Regions from separate parts of the Mus musculus genome. Here all the other regions are linked to region 2. The links are chromatin loops, found by intact Hi-C in ENCODE. Cell type or tissue: heart. All regions are shown on one strand.

Evidence for each region. Peaks named below come from ENCODE experiments on the same cell type or tissue, not always from the same donor. Only the 100,000 strongest peaks of a DNase experiment are listed, where the experiment ranks them.
Region 1: a loop joins it to region 2, with 2.5 times the contacts of the local background. A loop is called at or near these places in 3 of 42 quality-filtered maps.
Region 3: it touches region 2 in a loop (12-fold over the local background); 5 of 42 quality-filtered maps call a loop at or near these places.

The regions. Positions count from the first base shown.
Region 1 is chr3:107,554,948-107,562,947 of GRCm38, forward strand. It overlaps Ubl4b (ubiquitin-like 4B), which reads right to left and starts at 126. Exons shown (of 1, transcript NM_026261.2): 1 at 1-126. In heart, a CTCF peak has its summit at 4,419 (motif pointing right); a DNase peak (open chromatin) is centred at 4,484; H3K27ac peaks cover 1,278 bases; H3K27me3 peaks cover 4,501 bases.
Region 2 is chr3:107,480,127-107,488,126 of GRCm38, forward strand. The region is part of intron 6 of Slc6a17 (solute carrier family 6 (neurotransmitter transporter), member 17); the gene reads right to left. Among named protein-coding and RNA genes, the nearest start is that of Kcnc4, 25 kb to the left of the region's middle. In heart, a CTCF peak has its summit at 3,397 (motif pointing right); a DNase peak (open chromatin) is centred at 3,395; H3K27ac peaks cover 300 bases; H3K27me3 peaks cover 420 bases.
Region 3 is chr3:107,575,733-107,583,732 of GRCm38, forward strand. No RefSeq gene overlaps it. Among named protein-coding and RNA genes, the nearest start is that of Alx3, 15 kb to the right of the region's middle. In heart, a CTCF peak has its summit at 3,949 (motif pointing left); no DNase peak of the experiment used is centred here; H3K4me3 peaks cover 1,176 bases; H3K27ac peaks cover 877 bases; H3K27me3 peaks cover 3,763 bases.

The DNA.
Region 1 (8,000 bases), 75 kb after region 2:
CCAGAGAGGAATCAGGAGGGATCCATGCTCTGGGAGTTGCCCTGAAGGTGTAGGGCCCAATAGGTGACTCTGTCACAGCTCCTAGTAGGGCAAGGGCCCAGCCCACATGGGCAGCCACTAGCTAATGCACAGTGATGTCATAATGCTACAGGAGGGCTCATTTCCAGAACAGAACTTTAGGGACAGCAGAGGGGCATTGTGGACATGAAGCAGCTTTCCTTCCTGAGAAAAGAGGGAAGGAGGACAGAGTTGGGGGAGAGTGGGTGACCAGGAAAGAAAATGTAGGCCTAGGAGAAATGAAAGCTGGAACAGAGAAAGAGAACAGGGAAAGGCACTATCCCAACAGCATGGCCGCTGGTTCTTTCAGCACATGCCTTGAGTACTTTTCCTGCTCTCTTGGTGTCAGCCAGAGAAATCACGGAGCCCCCAGGAACACCAGCACGGAAAGCTAGGACAGAGCCACTAATGGTGTCTGCCTTGAATCTGTAGCCTCAATCCACACATCCTACAAGGTGCTTTGATGATGCCTTCCTTGCAGGAGGAGAATGTGTAAGCTCCTTTAATCCTATAGCAAGAGGCGCATAGCTGTATCTTTAGGGTGGCCCACCTTGCCTCCTAAAACATCTCTGTATCTTCCTCAGGCAGGCTCTGGGCAGACTCTGGGGTCAGAGGTGCACAAGAAACAGGATATTTTTTGGGCATTTGAGTGTCGCGTTTGGCAGGCTTCAACTGCAACACATTGTTGATCTTGGCCCAAACCCTTGTCAGGTGGAGTAAGCCCAAAAGGATGGTACTTTCTTGGTTGAGAAGCAAGTAGCCCTAGAAGAGTTAACAACCCTAGTAGATAAGCTGACTGCATTGGAGACTCCCTCAGTTCTTCCTAGCACCCAAATCCTCCTTTCCCTTCATCCTTTCCTCCCTCTATCTCTGCCTGACTTCTCCTTCCCCACAGCCCTGACCCTACAGAGGATGACAATGTTGACAATAAGCACTGCTTTCCTGAGCCTGCCCATCCACAGTACCCTACTCCAACCCTGTCCCATGCTTGCTCAACTTTCACTCCTGTCTCTTTGGCATCTAACAGCAGCTGAAAGAAAAGCCCATGGGTGTGTGGACTATCACCATACATACCTGTTCTCCCATGGGAGTGCAGACTGTCACTATACCTATTCTCTCATGGGTGCTCAGATTGTCACTATACCTATTCTCCCATGGGAACGTAGACTGTCACTACACCTATTCTCCCACTCCTGTATTCTCACTCTTGGCAGATGACCCAGACTGTGTTTCACAGCACTCACCAGTCAGGAATCCCAGACACTGAGCCTCATGTTAACCTCCCAGAGTTGAGCTCTTCCTTGGTCCCCACTGGCCTTCCTGGCCTAGGCCTTTGTTTATCACCCACTCTCATTGCACCCCCACTTTTCACCCTTTACTCCAAACATGAGAACCTGCCTTTGTTCCTGCTTGCTTCCTCATTTGAACACTACCAACTCATCCTGCAAACCCTGCCTGCCTTAAAAATCACCTCCTCCGTGAGGCCTTCTCTGCTTTTCCCCAGACTTTGACAAAGGTAATCCTACATGCCTCTGTGCAGCCATTTTTTTTTCTAGTGCATCCAGCATATGCACCCCAGTCCCTCCCTCTGATGCTCAAAGGCAGGGTCTGAGTCTCATCCACTGTGGTACCCATGCCTTCAGCACACTGAGTTTTATATACAGATAGCCCTGAACACACATTTGTTAGTAGAAAAGACCTGATTTAGACACGTAAGCCACACAGGATCATGCAGGACCCAAATACATAAGCTGTGGAAAGACATAACCCTGCCTGCAGCCTCTCCTTCACCCTCCCCCTCCCCCTAGAAAGATGAAAATCCAAAATTATATAGAAAATAAAGCAGAACGTGATATCAGGATTTACCAAAGGCTCCTCTGTAACACTTATTTAAATAGCCAGTTCCCCTGGTGGATGTAAAATGAATCTAAATTTGCAAGTGTACACACAGTGTGGGTAGGGCTGTGGCCATGACTGACAGGCAGGCATCTGTGCAGATGAAGGGAGTAAGTAAGGTTTCTGAAGGGCCATTTAAGAGTCCTCAGTCCCTTGAGAGGACCCCATGATGAACAAATCATTGGATAGACAGGATTGGAGTCATCCTACGGTAGATGCCCCAGCAGAACTAACCCACAAAGGCTTTCTGGAGGGCGCAATCTGAGTGAACGTTACAGGGGACAGAGGAAGGTGAGGTGTAGTCTGTCCCAGGCTTGGGGGTTCTGGAGGAAGCAAGGGAGCTTGGAGCATGGAGGCTGGGAGCACGGAGGAAGAAGATATCATCAGTCATCTGCATCTAGACCCTCCTCTGAAGGCCCATTTATCCAGGCTTGAGCTGCCACAGACATGAGAAGTCTCTGGAGATGGCCACTTGGGTCGAGCTCCCCAGACTGTAAGCACATGGAAGCCATAACACAGGCTCAGTTCTCCATAGCCTGTGACTATGTGTAGGCAGGTGCACCTATGACAGAGACTTAAGAGCCATGAGAACAGTAACAACTGAATTATCAATGTCTCCCGCAACTGCTGAGAGAAATGGTCACTACTCAACCCCTGGAGTCTCTAGCCCCTCCTAAAGGGGACAGAAGAAACACCTGTCTGGGTACTGGAATCCCATTTGGAGCTAGGAAATATTCCCCTCCCCCCCATGTAACTGCTTGTCTTAATTATGCAATTAACATGATAAAATATAATTGTGTAATCAAAGCACACAATCAGACGATTGTCATAATTAGAGGGGAAGATGTTCTGAAATGAGTGGGTTTGATGACTTGGGAAAGAAATGAATGTGCTCAGAGAATATGGATGGTCATGGGTTCAGATCTCTCTCACGAACACTGCAAAAGCTACTGGCATCACTGGAGACCAGTGCAATGTCTGAGGGGCAGATAGGATGGGAGAGTCTCCCAGTGCTCCTGCGTGGGCTAACTGAACCTTGGTAATCATAAAATTAGACCTGTTGTCCACCTGCTGGCCTGGGGCCTGCCTTTAATGGGTTAATCCTCAGATCCCATTTTTCACCGGTAGATGATAGGAGTTAGGATCACTTCCCAGCATCTTTCTGAAGCTAAGGTGCGAACCCACAGCATCTGACCTGCAGAGATATTAAATGTGGCATTCAACTCACTACCAGAAATCGGAGTTCCTATTGTCACTCCTGTAACAGTGAGAAAGACCCCACGGTACTTGAAAGCATGCCCACAGTGACTCCCAGTCTGCTCCTACCTGTATAGTCTTCTGCAGGCTGGTCCTAGCTCATAGGGGAAGATGGGGTGAGCAGGCAAGTTAGTGACAGCTGAGGGGCTCCAGAGTGCAGGAAACTCAGGGTTGCCTCCTCTCTCGTTCTGTATGAAGGCTTATCAGGGAAATAAGTTATGATCTCTGTCCACCTGACCACCACCACCACCACCACCACCACCACCGGAGCGCAATGAAGTGTTGTTATTTTACCTGAGTGATGTCAGCTCAGCCTTGAAGGGGATGCCAAGGATGAGGGAGGAGGTGGAAGTCAAGGCAAGACCTAGAAACAGCCAGAAGCAAGAAGGAAGAGGACAGGTATAAAAAGCCTGCAGAGGAAATATTTAGCCAGGGGAGACCCAGGGAATGGGCTAGGGAGGGGCACCAGGGAAGGGGATAAAAAGAGGAGAGGGGAAGAGAGATGAGAGAGATGCAGGGGCAGGCAGAAGCAGTTCACGTGAAGTACAAAGCACGCAGGCGGGCTGCTCTTCTGAGAACGCCATCCTCTTCCCCTCTCCTCCAAGTGGAAAACGTTCATGATTGTCAGAGAAAGTGGGGTCCACCTGGGAAGCTATTTATCCCAGGGTAGAGCTGAGAGTGTACTTCTTTCACTCCAGGCACTTCCTGCCTCCTCCAGCTCAGGGAACCTTAGCACTCAGAAGCTCCACCCACGTGTAAGGCCCAGGAGAGCCCAGTGCTACTAAGTCCTCCAAGACCCACCCTCAGACCTACCCTGCGCTGTCCTCTGTAGCTGTCTAGCTGTCACTAGGAGAGGTTCCTTGAGGCTGCTCTGCACTCCAGCCTAGGTCTGTATTAGGACAGGCAGCTCTTCAGGGGACTCTGTGAGCAAGGGGACTATGGCAGATCTTATGAGAGAGACTACAGGAGCCCAGAGGGGCACAGATGGGAGAGATCAGGGAAAAGCCAAACTTCTGGTGGCAATGAGCAGCTTGGTGTCTGTCCAGACCTCCATTCTCACACCTAACCACCTTAGTCCTGCCCCATGCTGCTGTCCCAGAGCCCCAGAGAAGTCAGAGGCCTGCCTGCAACCTGCTGGTGCAGCCCAGAAGCCTGGTCGCAGAGCCCAACACAACTCCTACCTTGTGACATCTGGCTGTGGCCACTAGATGTCACTGGTGACCTCCCTGGCCAGCCCTGGTGGCCATGACCAACCATGCTGTTGTGAAGTCTTGGCACACAGGACTGGACCTCGGGTACAGAGCTTTATCCTGACATGAACCCCACCTCTCACAGACTGTCCAGCCCTTGTCAGTCACGGCTGGGGTATAGACACAAGGGCCCACACTGAATAGGGTTCTGGGCCAGGAAGAAGAGGTCAGCCAGGCACATATTTTGAGGGAACACATAAGTCTGACTCTTCAGGACCTAAATTATCGCCAGGGAAAGGAAGCTGCTACTAACAGCAGAGGGTGTAGGGTGTGCAAATCAGATGACTTTTTTGAAAGAGGCCTCGGAAAGAGCTGAAGAAGTCAAAGAGGCAACAAGAACATCCCGGCTGAGAGCCCAACCTGGACAAGGCCGTGTTGAAGAGTGTGGAACCTGAATGGCTGAAATGAATGCTTCCCTACCTCCAAGGTGACTCTTCATGTGAAGATTATGTCATCAGCCACAGTGGCAGGAATTCTCTGCCCTGAAGCTTTGTGGATGAAATGTGATAAAGTAAACTCAAGAGTAAAGAAGATGCCCATAGAACTAACGGGGTGCCCACCCCTCTCCACCCCCCCCCCAACATCCAGATCCAGGATCATAGATTGAGCAACTGCGGGCTTGAGCTCATCTCTAGAATTTGCAGTTGGTTTAGATAAGAGCAACTCATTAAGGTCTGACAGTGGGTCGGTGGCCAGGGAATAGATAGCCTGGCTAAACCCAGGCTGAGTTCCCAAGCTCGCTGGCTACCTGGTAGGATGGCTGCTGTCCATCAGATGTCAGGCTCAGCTGGGATGGGAACATCTACAGTCGTAACCTTGGGGTTAGCAAGCTGAGTGGGAGAGGCAGACAAGGCAACCCTGAGTTGCTTCCCTGCTGGTTTATACCCAGGTGAGAAGGCTGAGTGTCTCTCCAGGCCAGATGCCTCTGGGTCTGGACTGAGTTTGTGTGATGAACATGGGGTTTCCAGACCTGAGACCCCACTCCCTACTTCCTGCTGGGTCAAGGCTAGGTTCTTGGCTTGACCGGGAGCCAGTAGCTCATGAATGATAGAAATCCCAGGGTCTGGATGCTCCAGGTGACAGAATCTCCTGATCTGTCCCAAACCATTATGTATCCTCCCACTTGACACCCTCTCCCAATCTCCCTGCAAGGGCAGCAGGAGTGAACACAACATTCAGGGCTACAACTAGGGGGCCATTTCTGATAACGGTGCTAAGAGTGCTGAGTTCTCTCAGCAATAAAGAGAGCCAACCTTCATCCATGAAGATGCTGAGTTAGCAAGGAACGGGGAGATAGATGAGATAACTCGACAACACCGAACCTTGAGAAGCAGATGAGTGGAGAAGTCTTAGTAGGATATAGGCAGGAATACTGGATAAACAGTCCCTGCCCTTTTATACAGAGGGATGCACACAATGGGTAAAGAGCATTTAATGTGTGCTCATTGCGTGCTCTGATTATATGAAGAGGTGATGGGGTGGTCCTACTGTAACCAAGACTGGGACCCTGAATTATACTGTCACAGGTTGTTAGAGAAAAGGGGAGAGCTAAAAGAGTAAGAGACTGGGGCCCAGGAAGGTGCCCTGCTAATTGTCAGCCTAGTGGGGAAGGGTTTCCATAACCAGGACCCCTGGAGAGAATGCCAACAGGAGAGAAGCTGGCCCTAAGCCCAAAGAAGTGAGTCAGGACGGCCATAGGGAGTCACATGTGAAGAGTGGTCCCTAAGGCCCCAGCCAAGTTTCTGGGCCCCAGATGAAAAGTGAACCATTCGTTCCCCCTGGAGGGGAGTAGTCAGTCACCCTGTAAAAGTTTATTTTTATACATGTCTGATCTATTTCACATCCGCTCAGATATTTTGACACATATACAGGAAATGTAACTCTCCCCCCATATGGCAGTGTTTGGTTGACCAGACCTGAGGAAACTCAATAGCGTCGCAGAGGAGCAGAGGAGAACAGCAGCTTCGGAGAAGAATGCCAGAGGCCTGAGGCCCTGTGACCACCTCGGGCCAGGAGACCAGGAAGAGGGATCACGGGGAGGTCAATGTGGGAATCCTCCTGTCTGAGAACAGAGCTAAGGACCCCAGGTTCCTGAGAGTGGTTATGGTTGCTGCTTCCTTGAATGGATGGACAGAGGATGGAGTGAGTCTCCCAGCAGGCAGCGAGAACCAGCGGAGAAATGAGGTGTGTGATAGACCAGGCAGGTCTCAGAGACCAAAGTCACTGTGTGCCCTCTGACACCAGCTAATTGAGCTGAATAGTGTCTCTCACACTAAGAGTCAGGAAGATGGACAGAAACAGGGCAATCGCTAGCTTGATGCCTGTCTTCAGAGCAGCAGTGAGTGGCAGCTGCTTCCCTCATTCCTATACACAGGCACCTGTGAGCCGAGTCGTGAACTGATGTTTCAACGGGCCCTTAAATGTGTTAGCACATAGTGCTGTGGAAGAGCGAAGAACAGCACCTTCCTTCTTCCACGTGAGTCAGGGAGGGACTCTTTTCCCAGTTCCCACGGGCTGAGGCCACTCCTGCCAGAGAGAAAAAGATGGCATGGCTCACTGTTGTAAGAGGGGAGAGAATAACTCGTTGACCTTGAGGCTTCTGCTGTAGGTTTAAATTCACAAATATCACATTCCTGTTGGGTGCTATAGGAAGGCAGCCTGACAGTCTCTTACTCATAAGTTGTGATGGAGCTGACCCTCCCAGGAGTGCCTCAGTGCTGGCATTTGATGCTGAGAATGGGTAGGGGCCATGAAATGGTATCTCCCGTGAAGCATCGGCTCACAGTGCAGTCTGTGCACTTCCCACTCTGTCCTGTGAGCTCTGCCCATGTCTTGGGTCTCCTTCCCTGTGGCTGTGGATGCCACTGACCTGGATTCATCTCATTGCCTTGGTCAGCAACACTGCCCCTCCTGGGTGGGGATGGGGGTTACAGGCTGGTTCAGGATCTCAAGGTATGGAGTCCCTGCCTGAAGTGAAATGTGACTGCCAGAAGTTCCTAGGTCCTCCCTTCCTGCCCTTCCCTCTGGAAGTCAGTATGTCAGTGGATGAAGGCTGCACTTGGCTTCATCACCTCCTGCACCCCCCCCCCCACCTCCCGTAAATCCTGGCGACACAACAGGAAGGCCCTTTAACTAGCACATAAAAGTGCTTTGGGCTTTCAAAGGCCCCTGCTCTGTGTTTACAGGGGGCCCAAGATTTTTATGGGCCATTTCCAGTCCTCCTTCCCTGACCCACTGATGCATCTCTGGGGCGGGGATAGTCACAACCCAAGCCACGTGACCATTGGGCACAGAAGGAAGAAGAGGCCTTTCCAGCCTGGAAGACAGTGAGGACCAAGTAGGCTGAGCATCCACTCATCCTACGGCCTGGGCAGCCTTCCCAGGAAGGGTCTTGGAAGGATCCCAGAAAACATCTCTGTAGTGGTAGTAGAGGTTCCAATGTGAGAAGCATTTCAGGCCATGTCACAGGGTGGCCAAACAGTCAAGCTGTCACTACTGCAACTTAACAGAACTTGGGCATCATTCTACCCCTCAAAGCCC
Region 2 (8,000 bases):
AGATGAGGCAGTGCAGGTGGGATAGTGCAGGTGAGACAGTGCAGGTGGGATAGTGCAGGTGGGATAGTGCAGGTGAGACAGTGCAGGTGGGATAGTGCAGGTGGGATAGTGCAGGTGAGATAGTGCAGGTGAGGCAGTGCAGGTGGGATAGTGCAGTGTGAGACAGTGCAGGTGGGATAGTGCAGGTGAGACAGTGCAGGTGAGGCAGTGCAGGTGGGATAGTGCAGATGAGGCAGTGCAGGTGCGATAGTGCAGGTGAGACAGTGCAGGTGGGATAGTGCAGGTGGGATAGTGCAGGTGAGACAGTGCAGGTGGGATAGTGCAGGTGGGATAGTGCAGGTGGGATAGTGTAAGTGAGGCAGTACAGGTGGGATAGTGCAGGTAGGGTAGAACAAGTGGTTCTGAGAAAATCCAGAGTCAAAGGCCTTTAAAGATCTTTGTATTTATTCTATGAAAGCACTTGATCTGGGAGACACTAAAGGGATGAAGAAGGAAGGCCACTATTAGATGTGCATTCACAAAAGTAACTGGTGTATGTAGCTAGGAAGCTCTAGGAAACACCTTCTGGAAGTCCAAGTGGGATGTGATAGTGGCTTTGTCTGTCGCTAGATGGTGCTGAGGGAGAAATGGGGACCTTAAAGATGGACTGGAGATGGGTATGCTCAGCCATGCCTGTGGCTGGTTTGGAGATGGGTCTCAGGGAAGAAGAGATCCACAGGGTTGGGCAGAACAGGTTTTGACAGCAGTTACAGAGACACTGAGTTTTAATGTGCTGGAAGATGTCCAGTAGGGAGCTGGGCAGATACTGCAGCTTTACTGCCGAGAGCACAGCTGGAGAAAGCGGTTGTGACTAGCATGTGTCCCTCCCTGTAGGATAGTGGCAGACACTGAGAAGAGGCCCCACAGATCCTGAGGCCAAATTTATCTCTAGGGTTTCATGCAGAGAAGAGGAAGTCAACTTGAAGGGAGCAGAAGAGGCACAAGGCACGCGTGGGGTGGGGGTGGGGGTGGGGACCCAGGGCCAGGACATTGTAAAGGGAAGGTCTGCATCCCAGTGGAAGATCCCAGAGAGGAAGTCAGCAGCCGGGAGGTAACAGGTGGGTTTAGCTCTTCAGAGGCCCTGGAGCCAGGGGGAGGAAAGGGAGGCAGCATAGGGAAAGAAATAGAACCACAAATACAAACTAGTTCTTAGAGAAGCAGCCTTGGAAGGCAGTAGAGAGAATATTAATCAGGGGAGGAAAAAATCTATGAAATCAGGCATGGCTTGATGGTCGGACTAAAAAAAACTAGTGGGAGGCAGGGATGTAGGAATGGAAAGTGGAGCTGTCCTCCACAAGAGCCCTTTGAACTACTTGTTAGAAATGGAAGAGGAAGAAAGACAGGAAAGGTGCAAGCAGGTTTTGTCTGTCGTGTGAGGGGTCCTTGACTTGATAGCCCTGCTTTCCCTGAAAAGCAAGAAGCAAGCGAGGGTGCTGAAGGGTAGATGCTACACCAGTGGTCACGGAGGAGCCTGGGAGACAAAGGGTCCCGGAAACAGGGAAAAGAGATCCTGTGCTGCTGTGTGCCACCCTGTGTGCAAAGGTAAGGTATGCTGTTTGCTGTTGTTTGTCTCCCAAGAAAGGGTCTCACTGTGTGTGTGTGTGTGTGTGTGTGTGTGTGTGTGTGTGTGTGTGTGTGTGTATGTGTGTGTGTGTGTGTGTGTGTGTGCATGTGTATGCTCACACATGTGTATATGCCTGTGTTTATACAAATATACAGAATGAGAGGAGAAACTCAGGGCCTCCATCCCTAACACTGAGGTCTGGCTTTTGATGTAGAATGAAATTTGTTTGTTTGTTTGTTTGTTTGATTAGAAACCCAGGCCCAGGGTTTTTTTGTTTTTTTTTTTAACTTTGGTGTCAAACTGGGTTTAGACTTAGGGGTTTTTACTTCTAATTTTATTTTAAGATAATAATACAGTGTTATGAGACACAGTAGTGTTAACATCCCCAGCAAGGTCCAGGGCTTCACCCTGTAACAAACACTTTAGGGTCTCAGCAACACAATAGGAATCTCCACACCAATTGAATCAATAAAGACTGTAAATAGCCTCACATCTGTGCTGGTATTTTCCCTCCAAATGAGTTTCTATAGAACTCAAAGTGGAAAGAAGCAGCTTAAAAAAAGACATTAGTAAATAGGGGCCTGTAGTAGGACTACTAAAAAAGGAGAGGTTAGAGAAAAGGAGAAGAAAATAGCCAGTCACTTCTAAACCCCTCTCTCTCCCCTCACCCCTTTGGGTGACAAATTTTCAGTGATTCTCCAAAAGGCTCCAGAAATGAGTTGAGTTACATATACTTTGAAGGCATGCTGGACTTCACTGGCGTTTTCTGGTGTCATGATTTCATGTTTGAGACTCAAGCATGAGACTTTCTTAGGATTCTCATTATTCCCAGAAGCTGAAGCAGGAATGTGGCTTTATGTCTAGCCCAATCACTGTTTTGAGTCAAATTTCTTAAATAAAAGCAGCTATTCCAGGGAAGACAACCCAGTTCCAAACTGATGAGTAAGACTGATCTAAAAGCTTGAGGGACACTGCAAGGGACAGGGAAGGACTGAAGGGCATGTAATGATTTTTGTTAGAAACAATTGTTTCTTTGTTAAGATCAAAGCTGTCATTATTCTTTTTAAACATGACCTATAGAGAAGGGTAGCATAGCAAATCCCTACTCTAGTCATTAGAATCCCAGTCTCAGAAACTATCCATATGAGACCAATCTCATTCTTGTAAATCCAACGCCCCCCCCCCCACCATCCTCACCCAATTCCCTCCAGCCCTAGATAATTTTGAAGGAGGCTGATAGCTCCGAATTGAGTTTGAGGCCCCATAAAATCATGTAATGCTTTAGCTTGCTCTTGGAGAGGAGATGGCCCTGTGTGACACCCTTGCTTCTAGTCCATAGCTTAAATGGGACACTTTGCTGTTGGAGATGAACAGGTACCCAAAGCTAATCTAGAGGTGATTTTAAAGGAGACTCTTGTCATGGGATGACACTATGTGACTTCAGGAAGTGTCACTATCTAGACAGGTCATACCAATTATCTAAACACTGGGATAAGAAGAGAGGTGGGAAGGGATTTTCTACTCTGGAGGGAAGCCCATTCCCTCCCAGGTGCCCAGTGTGATATAGCATTGGCTTTCTGCTGTTTCTTTGGCACAGCTGTTAAGTCACTTCCTGCCAAGGGAACAAGATGTTTTGCAGCATAGAAGATGCTTTCTGAATGCATAAGCAGCCGCCGAGCACCGCCCGAGTGGTGAGTGACAGCAGCTCACACGTGACAGCAGCACACACTCTTGCTTCTCAGTACCTGCCATTTCTCTAGCGCCTGCCACGGCAGAGCCAGACTGAGCCACAAGACACCAGATGGCACTGGAGTGCAGAGTTCCCACCGCCTAAGAATAGTGTCACCTTCACAAGGGACAGAGACAATAATAGCTTGTGCTTGCTATGTGTTCTCCACTTGTCGGGAGCAGTCCTATGAGCTCTGCCGACAGCCCTGGGCAGGGAAATCGCTGTGCACCCCATCTTGAAGCTATGAAAATAAATCTCAAGAAATGAGGGGCCTTCCCAGTGGAAGCTGGGTGATGAGCTGGCCGCAGGTCACAAGGCTGGCCATCTTCTTGATGGGAGAGGTCTTTGCTCAAATAGGCGTCAAGAAGTCCCACAACCAGACTCTTTTCTTGAGTTCTTGGGACTTTCACGAATGCCTCTGCTTTTCTCCAGAAGTTAATATACACTCTTGATCCTTTAGGCTCCTTTTCTTTACCCCTCAATCCCAGAAGTCCAGTTTCCTTCCTCAGACATATGTAACCATGATATTGGCTTCTGGAGAATTCTCCCAGCAACAATTATACAGATTACAGCACACTGAAATACATATCTCAAGTTACAACACATACAGACACATGTGTGCGTATATTTCTCCCACACCTCATGGAGCTCTTCCTACTCTGGGAGCACACCACCCTGCTCTTAGTTGCCATACTTCCTCAGTGTGCTTCCTGGGATCCCACAGAGTCCCAGAGTGCCTAGCAAACTGCGCTGCTCTGTCTCCTCACAGCCTCACCCCACACTTAATTCATCTCTTTGGAAGCAGTAATAATAAAAACACTTACCCTGAGGGGCCTTAAGTAAGTTGATTCGTGTAAGGAGTGTAACACAACTGCTTAAGTGCCTCACCAGCGTCAGAGGCTATGTGCTTTCACAATAGTAGTGTGCAACAGGCTGTACTGTCAGATTGCTGAGAGCTAGGGGTGGTCCACTAGCTACCAAGGTCCTGTCCACTTCTGAGTCCTATTTACCAGATGGCTTTTAGGGCCATGCCTGTCCATTGTTCCCAAATGGACAATGACTTCACACTCACACTTCCTTAGCTCTCCAGTGTTCCTTCCTTTTTTCATTCCCCAGATAACCACTTGGTTTCCTACCTTGCTGAGAAAGATAACTCTACCAGAAGAAGACTCCACCATTAGAACCTCTCCCTCCCGACAGCTTCTCCGTGACAGCATGCTGCCAGGGGCTGCTCTCTCTTGTTGATGTGGAAACTTTGAATCAAGCTAACACCAGCTCTTCCCCCGCCAAGGACACTGGGCCTCTCCCTGATGCCATCTGGATCGTTTTAAAGTGCACAGTTCAACGATTTTTAGCACACCAGTCATGCAGTCTGTACCACTATTAATGTAGAGCCTCTCCCTTCCCCTCAACAAAAGCACGTTTCTATTAACAGTTGTTCCTCATCTCTCCCCTCAAGTCCAGCCCTACATGACTGCTAGATACTGTCTCTATGAGTTTCCTTGCTCTGGCTTCTCATATGCTTGGAATTGCATAGTATGTAGTAGTCTCTTATGTCTTGCTTCTTCCACTTTGCTTAATGTTTTCCAGGGTCTTCCATATTGTAGCATTTATCATGAATTACTTTATTCTTGTGTGTGTGTGTTATATACATGATCATAGGGAATGATGATATATTTCTGTATGTACATGGGTGGAAGTCACAGGTTAGCCTTGAATCTCTTCCTTGCTCTCCACCATTTATTTGTTTGTTTTTGATACAGGGTATCTAACTGGTTAACTAAGTCATTGAACACTGGTAGCCTAGACTAGAACCTAAACTGACTGAGCACCAGGTCCCAAGGATCTTCTCATGTTTCCGTCCACAGAGTTGGCGTTGCAAGTACATGCCACCATGCCTGGCTCTTCTATGTAGGTTTTAGGGGTCACATTTGGGTCCTCAGGCTTGCATAGCATGCCTATTATTGACTGTGCCATTATCACAGCTCGGGTACCTCATCCCCTCCTAGAGATGGATAGCATTCCATTTTATACACAAGCCCCGCTTTCTATGTCCACTCCTCAGCTGATTGGCATCTTGGTTGTTTCTACTTCAGGTCTACTATAAACCACTCTGCTATGAAGCTTTATGTTCAAACTTCCTGTGAAATCACATTTTGAGTTTTCTTAAGATCTCAGGTAGAATTGCTGCTTCATATATGGAGACACCAGGCTGTTTTTTAAAGCTCTTTTCAATTCTAGCCTGCCAGTGTTTGATGGATTGTTCTAATCATTATATAAATTCTGCAGTAATATCCTTGACCTGGGCCCTCTCCACTTACTACTGCATTTCTCTCTCTCTCTCTCTCTCTCTCTCTCTCTCTCTCTCTCTCTCTCTCTCTCTCTCTCTCTCTCTGTGTGTGTGTGTGTGTGTGTGTGTGTGTGTGTGTCTCTGTGTGTCTTGTTTGTTTGCTTCCTTTTATAGTGAAACTACCAAATATAAATGCTGTCACCTACTTGTCTCTGACTCCTTACCTCACTTTCTTTCGTTCTATTACTATTAGAGTTGGTCCCCCAAATTCTACCAAAGCATCTCCCATGAAGGCCACCGATGCCGCTTCTGTTGCCAGCTGATTGGTCTTTATCATGTGAACATTCCATCTTTATTCAGACATTCTCTCCACTCTGCCTAGGGGCAGGAGGATGTGTGCTTCTTCCTCCTTCTCTGCCTCCCTCACCTGTTCTTTTTCCTTCAAGCTATAAACATGGAGGCTCCAGAGCTGGGTCCCTTCTGACAGCCCTCACCCTCCAGGTGACACAAGCCAAGCCACAGCTTTCAATTCCATTACCCAGGAACCCCAAATTTGTTCCTTCACCTCTTTCTTCCAGATTCATAGAGCAAACTGCCACTCAGCATCTCCACCTGCTTATCTGACATTTTAAAACTGCCACATCCAAAACAATTCTCTGAGTGTTCCCCTTAGATTCCGCTTCTCCCACCATCCTTCCCATCTCTGTAAATGTCATCGTCATCCTTCTGGTTGCTCAGGCAAAAGACCTTGGAGTTCCTCTTGGCTCCTCCCACATGTCCTATCCAAACAACAGCAAACCCTCCTGAGTCTGCTCTCTAAGTGTTTCTTCAACTCAACCAATTCACTCCTCCATCATCTCTTGGCTGGCAGTTGCCTCTCACCCAGTGACCCTCACAAGCAAGCCTCCCTGTTCTACTCTTGAACTCTCTATGGCAGCCTTCAAAGAGGCTCCAGGTGACCATATTATCCCATCCTTCTGCCCAGAACCTCCACTGGCCATAGTTCCTACAGAGACAAAAATGCCTCATGCCCCCCTAGACCCTCTCTCCCTTCCATTCTAGCACACCTAGGTTTTGGAAGATGGCCCAGCCTGAAGTTCCTTTCATTCATTGTCTCTCTGTCTAGAACAGAAGGTGTGATCTCCACATCTGCATGTAGCTAAGGAGAAAGGGACTCCTTAGAGTGACTATTCAAATGTTCTTTCTCCATGAGGCCTTCCTTGACTACTATGTATAAAATTACAACTCTTCTCTTAGATACCCCAGTTCCTTTGTTCTCTGCTCTATCCCCCCCCCCCAACCCTCACCCCTCAGCCACAGCAGTCAGTCTCAGTGCTGGATCTTAGCTTATATCACCCATTATGAAGGCTGAGAAATCTGTCTGCTGTACTCATGACTGAATCTCAGTCTTAGAACAGCGTTTGGCATCCAGTGAGCCATTGTCGGATGAATGCAAAGACAAATGATAGGCATTTGGAGCATGTCAATCTCTTGCTACTAAAATAAATGCCATAGCAACCAATACTGAGCACTGACCAGTTTGTTTATATATGATTACATTTGTAGAAAAAAAATACCTACAAGTGAAATTACGGGGCCAAAAATATGAATATTTATAATTCTGACTCTGAGAGTTTATGTGTTCAGAGAACTCCCTAATTCACCATTATATGTTGGGCAAATTACATAAGAATTACAGGGCTCTCTATGGTGACATAAGTTTGCAATCAGATGAAAAAATGATAAGGGAAAGCTGTCTGGGAATTTCAAGCAATTCAGTAGCCATTAACACCAATTACTATTCCATCAGAGGCACTAGTGAATCATCCCAGCATCCTGGTCGCACAGCAGGCGTCAGATCCACTGGCTTTCTGCTTGTGGGCCTGGACAAAAAGGATAGGTCCTGTATCCTGGATGATTTCTGATGTTGGAAGAAGTCAGGGAAGGAGGGAGGACCTCTCACATCATCCAGCACTGTCTGAAAGGAGTCTGAGATGCCATGGCCAGAATTACCTTGGACTCTGCTCAGGATGACAAATGGCATGATCTCTTGGGATGTTACTGACATTGAAGCCTATATTAACATAACAGTGCCCATATCCTGGGCACCTCTGGACATTTACCTGGTACTCTATGGTATCAAGAACTTTAAATGGACACAGAGATTCTCATATCATGGCCCCAGAGGCCCATGTTTTACCTTATGTGTCGAAAACAGTTACCTCTCCACAGTGGTTCTCATCCTGCACTGACTGCTAAATGGCTGGTGCTGACTGTGGCGTCATCTTCTCCGCACAGTAATGGAGGTATCCATAAATAGAAACCTCACTCCAGGCAAACAGTAGCACAGGCTGCCTCGGTGCCCTTGATAGAGCAGA
Region 3 (8,000 bases), 96 kb after region 2:
GTTTGCTTGATCCCTGCTTGCTTCGGCTCAAAGATTTATTTATTATTATAAATAAGTAGCTATCTTCAGACAGCACCAGAAGAGGGCATCAGATCTCATTACAGATGGTTGTGAGCCACCATGTGGTTGCTGGGATTTGAACTCAGGACCTTCAGAAGAGCAGTCAGTGCTCTTAACCACTGAGCCATCTCCCCAGCCCAAAAATTACTCTTATTCTAGGATGAATGCTTTTCAAAATCATCATAGCCAATGAACCAGAACCTTACCCTCACCTAATGTCTGTGCTACCCTCCAAGCAGAACCATTGTTCAATGAAACAGTTGATGAATGACTTCATGGATAGGCCATCTTAATACACACACCATTTCTTAATGAATGTAACCTGTTCCCTGCAGGCTGAGAATGACAGCAATCACTCAAGTTGAATAGCTTTGACCATAGCAGGAAATCTGTATCCAAAAATCATGCCTACAATTCATTCCTTGGTGCAACAGAACTATCAACTCTTAGCTTAACTACTATGAAGATAAAATCCTTTGGTGATGTGAGGGACATTGAAGTACAACCTTATTACAATAAACTCCAATGTCCAAAAACTATTCTTATTTTGTGTTTGTACCACAGTAAGAGCCAAGATTTTTAAGCTCTACTAAAAAAAAAAAAAAAAAAAGACTTTTTCTATTTATGTTCATTAAAAAAAAATAATGCTGATATATTATTTTAAAAAACATACAGTTAATATATTTAGAGTTATTTGAAATTTATATTGAGAAAAACGTATGTATTTTCAGTATTGCTGTAGACAAACATCTACATAAGACTGTTCAATTGATTGTTGTTTTATATCAAACAACTTTTATAATACCCATTTTTATTGTTACAATATTTTATAAATTTTAAAGAATATGATAAAAAACGAAAGGTATTGCAGGTTTTAAAGGGGGGCTCTCCAGGAAGAGTTGGGGTACAAAAGGGAAAGAAGAATGTGATTTAAGTCTATTTACACAAAATATGTTTTTAAATGTTAACAAATTCAGATAAATTGAAATTATGTATCATTCCTCATCATAATGCAATAAAACTGAAATCAAAGAAAAAAATAAAATAATAAGAAAGCAAACCTGAGGCTCAAAGTTCTGTAGAGGCAGCCTTAGCCACAGCACAGTGGCACTACTGCCTTGTCATCCTGTTTATTTTTGTAGCTGCTCTGTTTTACTACTCATATTCCATTTATAGTAAGGATGTGAAATTTCCTCCCAAAGATATTTTCATGTATTTGCATGTGTATGTGTGTGTACAGTAGGTTAAAGGAAGATGTTAGTAACACACGCACATTCTGGTGTAACCACATCCACAGAGGTTCTACTCAAGCGATTAACGTCTGGAAAACATGACCCTAAAGATACAGAAAGAAAATATAGCCCTGGAAACATCCTTGTGCACACAGGGGGCTCATCACCTGTCCTTGACCACAGGTGGACAATGCCCATTTTAGATGCCAATTAGCCCCTAGTGGGAGTTCACCAAAGGGGAAAATTCCTTGTTTATTTCTTATCACCTCAAGTCCACAAATTCAAAAGCTTACGGATTGATGCAAATTTGAGAGAGATCCGCTCTACATCAGTAGAGATTGCACTGGGCCCTAGGAGTAAAAGTGGCACCTGACCACTCTAGAGGACAATGTCTTCAGACATCACATGCCTCCACAACTGGAATGGGTTTTGGTGTGACATTGGCTCAGGCAGCGCTTGGCCAAAGTGAGACCCCAAGCAAACTCTGAGATCTACGCGGTCCACCCAGCACTGCCAATCAGTCAGATGAGCACACAAGTGTGGGAACGTCAGACCCTGATGAACAGAAATCCAAAGGACCATCGAAGAAGGTAATCAGATATGAGTCATGCTGACCCTCTTGGGACCTCATAGAAGCCCCCACATCCCTTCTTTGGAGACCTTTGGCCCAGTGATGTTATCCCAAAACTAGGAAGTGTGGGTTCTGGGCTCTCAGTACCTCCAGCTGCAGCCAGGCTAAGGAAGGCACAGCTGTATTGCCTGAGGCTGTGTCTCTTAAGAAGGAGAAACATCCGGCCAGTTCCACCCAGAATGTCAGTCAAAGACCTGGGGAGGGGTCAGCCAGCTTGCCATTCTGCCCAGTGAGCTCTGTATCTTAGGAGCAAGCACTAGGACCTTCTTAAGCCAAGATAAGGAGCTGCCTGTCTCCTGAGGGCTGTGGCCTCTGCTCCCCCACCACCACACCCCGCCAAAGCTGCTGGCCCACAATCTGGGGGAGGCATGGGGCCTCTCAGGGTGTGACCCAGGATGTGGGGACCTGCAGGCTCCTCAGAGAGATATGCAGAGGTGAAAGGGCAAACCTGTTTCTAGTCTTCTTATCAGGAATAGCTGAGTGAAAGGGAAGTGGACAGCCCTGGAGGTCAGGCTGTGGGATCATGACTGGGGGGTCATGGCTGGGGCAGGGCTCGGCCCAGAGGACCTTGGAGGAGACCCTGCTTGGCAGAGAAGGGTAACATGAGGGCCAGGGAGGGAAGGTCCTGGAGGGACAGCCTGAACTCAAGGAGAAAAACCTTGACAAACCATCTCAGTTTATTCAGACTCAGAGAGACTTCCCAGACCAGGACTCTCAGGTTCAAAAATGGGATGGTGGATCACCTGAGGCCCAGCCTAGGTAAGGGACTACAGGACTAACCTGCTTCCCCTCATTTGATTGCCTTTTTTACTTCTGTTCTGCTCTCCCATTGTGTGCGTTCCACAGTTTTAGTGCAATGCCTACTGTGTGCCAGGCCCACTGCCAGACACTTGGAGTCTCCAGGTAAAGGACAAACACAGCCTTGGCTGTTCCTGAACTTGGAGATGACACAACTCTTCAATGCCCAGGTGGGATCTTTACTCCTCCCCCTACCCCTGTGGGGCCTTCCTCCCTGTGAGGGCTATGTCTTACACAGTGTGCCAGCTCATTGTGGGTACCTAGCACAAGGACCTGTACAGGAAAGTGCTTGATACTTGTCTTGGCCATGGGCCCTAGGCAGGCAAGAGGAGGGTGGTACCTCATTAAACTGTCAGTATTCCCTACCTCTTACTCTCCTCCCCACACTCACAAGCACACAGGCACATTTATCCTTCAAGTGGCAATCTCCTCACCTTAGAAGAGTGGAGTTAATACATCCTCAAGCAGGCATCCACTCTCAAGCTGGGGAGCAGGGAGGGACACAGGCACCAGCTTTGGTCAAGGGAAAGGTAGCATTTGGGATAGGTGGGTTGTGGGGAGATAGGAAATGGTTTGGCTTCTCCTAACTGAGAGATCTGGACCTTGGGCTCCAGCATCCTGCTCTCTCAAGAGCCCAAGCTGCAGAGAGCCCAAGTGTACATGCCAGGTGTACATGAGGGCCTTTTGGAAAGACAGAGGCCGGCCTAGGATCCTGCTCCTGAGGAAGCCAGTGGGACTGTGAGAGGCTAGGTATCTATAGACTAGCAAAACTAATTAATGGTGGGATAAGGATAGGAAGAGGCTGGGGACTGCTTACAATATGCCTCTGCCCACCTAAGACGAGGAGATTTGCATCACCGAAGCCACCAGTGGACTGACCATAAGCTTCACACAAGAAGGAGCTCCAGTATCCCCTGTTGGTACAGTCCATGGGAAGTGCTGAGAAGAGGCTCTAAGCCAGTGATTCCTTCCTAATGCTGCGACCCTTCAATGCAGTTCCTCCAGATGTGCTGACCCCCAACCATAAAATTACTGTTGTTGCTACTTCATAACTGTAATGTTGCTACTGTTATGAACTGTAATGGAAATATATGTTTTCAGATGGTCTTTGGGGGTTGCCACCCACAGGTCAAGAATCACTGCTCTAGGTAAATTCTGCAAACACAGTGACCAAAGCCAAAGCATGAAGGGGAGCCCCGCACTTATGTTCTGCCCCCTGGTGGCAGTTTTTTATATTGCAACCCATGGTATTTAAGAGGAGCAGGAGTGTGAGACTTCTGAATTCAGTCGCCTCATCTTTGGGGCCTGATCTTCAAGTATCACTAGGATGGGGCCCCTGAATATTCTAGAAACAGCTGAAACCCAGCCATTCCCAGCTAACCGGGGACTGGAAGCAAGCAGGACGTGAGAAGCTGAGCCATAGAACCTGGCAGAATGGTCTATCCACAGACCAAAGAGTCAGGGAAGAGGAGCAGGGACAGGAAAGGGTCTTTGTTTTGTTTTGTCTCAGATGTGTTTCTTTTATGTGTATGATTGTTTTGCATGCTCCAGTGTCTGTGCAACACATATATGTCTGGTGACTGCAAGGCCTAGAGGGTGTGGGATACCCTTAGGAGTGGAGTTACAGGTAGTTGTGAGACACCATACGGGTTCTGGGGATCAAACCCAGGCCCTCTGCAAGAGCAAGGAGCACTCTTAACCATGGAGACATTCTCTAGCTTCAGCGCTGGATTCTGTTTTGTTTGTTTGTTTTGTTTTGTTTTTGTTTTTGTTTTTTGGGTTTTTTTTTTTTTTTTTTTTTGAAGTTCAAGCATCCAGAACTGGGTTAGAGCTTAATCATAAGCTTTGGTCTCTGATACATTTCACACTTGCATTTAGTTAACTAGTCCCTCAGCTATTTTTCACAACAGCCAAACTCCTATGAACTAGGGAAATCCTGTCCTCATCTGTAAGCCAAGCCTCCCTGATTTCTGCCAGCCTTCTCCCAAAGGAAGCTTCGGTGGAAGTACACAAAGTGGGGTGGGTGTGGCTGAGACAGAGGTAGAATTGCCTGCTTGTCCTCTCTCTGCCCACGCTGCCTCAGATAGCTTCTAGAATTTGCGTTCTATGCCTACAGTGTTCAAACAGCATGGATCTGTCTTCCCTGTTCCCATACCCCAGTGTACAGCACATGTCTGGTCTAGGCTGTGATGTTCACAAAGGCTGGGTGAAACTTAATAGGTGAGAGGGACGTGTTCCAGCGCTGCCAGATCCCTGTGGGGACTAAGATGCACAATGCCTCTCTGCCTCAAAATATCCCCCATGTTGACAGTGCTAATGCCCGTGCCTAAAGTTCCCCTATCATTGCAGAGTCTGGCCCTGAATGTCCCCCTGGTCCCAGAACAAATGCTACATCCCAATGAAGCTCTCCCAGATGCTGCGTTTGAACATCCATCCGTTTTATGACACCTCTCCCCAACATTCTTCACACTCACTCAGCCTTGCTCACATTCCCTGCCTCATTTCCCCAAGAGCTAAGGTCCTGCCGGCATCAAGAGCTGGAGGCTGACTGGCTTTGCCAAGCTTCTTAGTACTTTCACAGTGCCCTTCAGTAAACGCTGGAGAAGGAAGAAAAGGTCTCTGGATGCTCCCCGAAGATGCTAGGTCTACAGAAGGGCCCGTTCATGTGCCCCAGGAGTGACACCTGGAACCAATTTGACCTCCTATGACATTAAGTTGATCGGATCCAGGACTGTCACCAAGCAGAGAGCACGGAGGGGATTCAGGATAGGTCACTTTGGTTGGAATAGGGGTCTCTCAGGCCCACTGGTGCCAAAGCCACAAGCAGAGGATGTGAGACCTGCCAGTAAGCTTTAGCTTAGGAAGAAGGGCCAGAGAATTACTAAAGGAGGTCTGTCTGTGTGGCTCTGAGTCTGCCTCCCAGAGCCTGTTCACCCTGTTTCAAGGGCCTGGCAGCCTGGGACAAAGGGGACTGCTTCCCTTTCCGCCCCCCACCCCACCCCCAGAACATCTGGGACTACATCAGACATTCAGATCTGGTAGAGAAAATTGTTATGGAAATATGTAACCGTGAGCCATTATCAAAGGAAAGTCTTTAAAGTCCCTTTCAAGCCCCAGCCCCGGCAGAGGGGACTGGAAATTGGAAAACTGGGAGCCGATTAAGGGACCATCAAAGTGGCCGAAATTCAATCCAATCTGCAGGTTCTAAGGATGACTAGCAGACCCTGTCCCAGCCCAGAAGACTGCAAATCTACTGTTTAAAAACCAAATGAACCGGCATCATCAGATCCGGGTATAAAGCAGACTGTGCCCACAAAGTCTTCCCTGGACTTCCCTTACATCGGGAAACCCGAGAAGCTCGGGCCCTTGGGGGAGGCTGTCTGTCCCTGGGGAGGCGCCCAGCTTCCAAGGCTTCGGTCTTCTCCCCACCCCACTATATCCCTAGTTTGAGCAAGGGCCTTTTGTCTCCTCAAGTCTCCTGAGGTCTTTCTTCTGCATTTGTGCCTTCTCTTTTTCTTCTCTATTTTTCCATCCCCATTCCTTTTTCCTTTCAGAATCGCTGTGTGTGACTCTCCATTCCTTCAGTGCGCCTCTCTCTCTCTCTCTTTCTCTCTCTCTCTCTCTCTCTCTCTCTCTCTCTCTCTCTCTCTCTCTCTCTCCCCCACCCCCCATAACCTTTTCTCCTTAGCCTTGCTTTTTTTTTTTTTGGTCCCCTTTTCTACTCATGAATTTCCTATAACTTCTGGCTAGAGATTAAAGGCTTTGAGATGGTTTATTTACTGCTGTGAGTCCATGGTAATTTCTACAGTTGTCCAAAAACAAATGACCCTCCCTGGGTGCGTTAGCGACCCTTCTCCTAATGCATGAAGAACTGTCCAGTGCCACAAGCTTACTGTGTGAGCACACAGGCACACACAAAACACATGTGGTTTCACCTATAAGCAAGCTCTGCAGGCATGGAATTTTATGTCGGGAGGGGTGGAATGCTACAGTGCATAAAACCGATACAGGCAAAGGAGTTCAGGATTTATAATTCTTTTTTATATGAGGCGAGAGTAAGAGACTATAATTTTACTACTAATAAAACTCTCTGTTTATTCCTAAAATAAGTTTCTCTCCATTCGCGATTCTCCTCACCTTAGCCTTGAAGACTCCCTTAGATCTTCGGTTCAGAGTTTTTGTTTTTAAAAGGAGCCTAGTTTCCTCATGACCACTCGCACCTCCATTTTGTCATCCACCTTAGGGAATTTTCAAAAGAGTTTCCTAAAGACAAAAGGGAAAGTGGGGGAAAGCGTGCGCGCGCGCACACACACACACACACACACACACACACACACACATACACGGAATGTTTATCGAAGAGTGCAATTAAGATAGAAAGGGAAAAACCAAAAGCGCACGTACAGCAGCCTGGGCCCCCAAAGTCCCCGGAAAGCCCTGGAGCCCACATCGCCAGCACGAACAACAGACGGGACTGAGCGCTTCGCTGCGGGCTATTTGGAACCTCGCTGCCGCCTGTGACCAGAATGAGTGACTGCAGAGACCCTGTGCGGACAACCGCCCCTCGAGGGTCCTTCCAATCGACCGATCGATCATAGTTAGTGGAGGACTCTCGCTCGCCGCGCTCCCGGTTCGCGCGTTTCAACCTCCTCGCCGCCTCTGTTTCGGACCGGCCGGGATGTCACCCTGCGGCGGTCCCCAGTTCCCAAGCACCGCTCCCTGTGACAATCGCGTGCGTCCTAGCCGGACTCCGGCCTCACGTCGCTGCGGCCCTCATTCGAGCCCTCGGCCCCGGCTGGAGAGAAGAGCGCGCCCCGCGGCCAGCAGCGGGCAGGACTTAGTGAGCGCCTCGAACCCCCTGGAGATCTCAGAGGAAGCTAAGCGCCTGTTTCCTTTGATCTGATTTTATAGAGGCTTGAAGTTGACATTAAACTTCGAATGCTTTTTATCTATCTCAATTTTTCTCTTATTCCCATTTTGGAGGTGAACTGTGCCCGGTGCGGATCAACCCCTGTTGGCCCGCTAGGATGCTAGGGAGGAGACAGCGCAATCCGGCCTTCCCGCAGTGCTGCGCGGGAGCGGCTCTAGGAGCAGCCCCTTCACCATATCCACACATAGCTCCACTTTCCCCACATACCCCTCCTTTCCCATATGCGCCCCGCTGCCTCCCCTCAAAATAATAACTGACTCTTAGAGGCTCAAGGTTGGGGCGCAGCGGAGATACTTGGACACCAGGAGGTTCCCCAAATGCTATGAGCTGCCTCTGCAACCTTCACTCT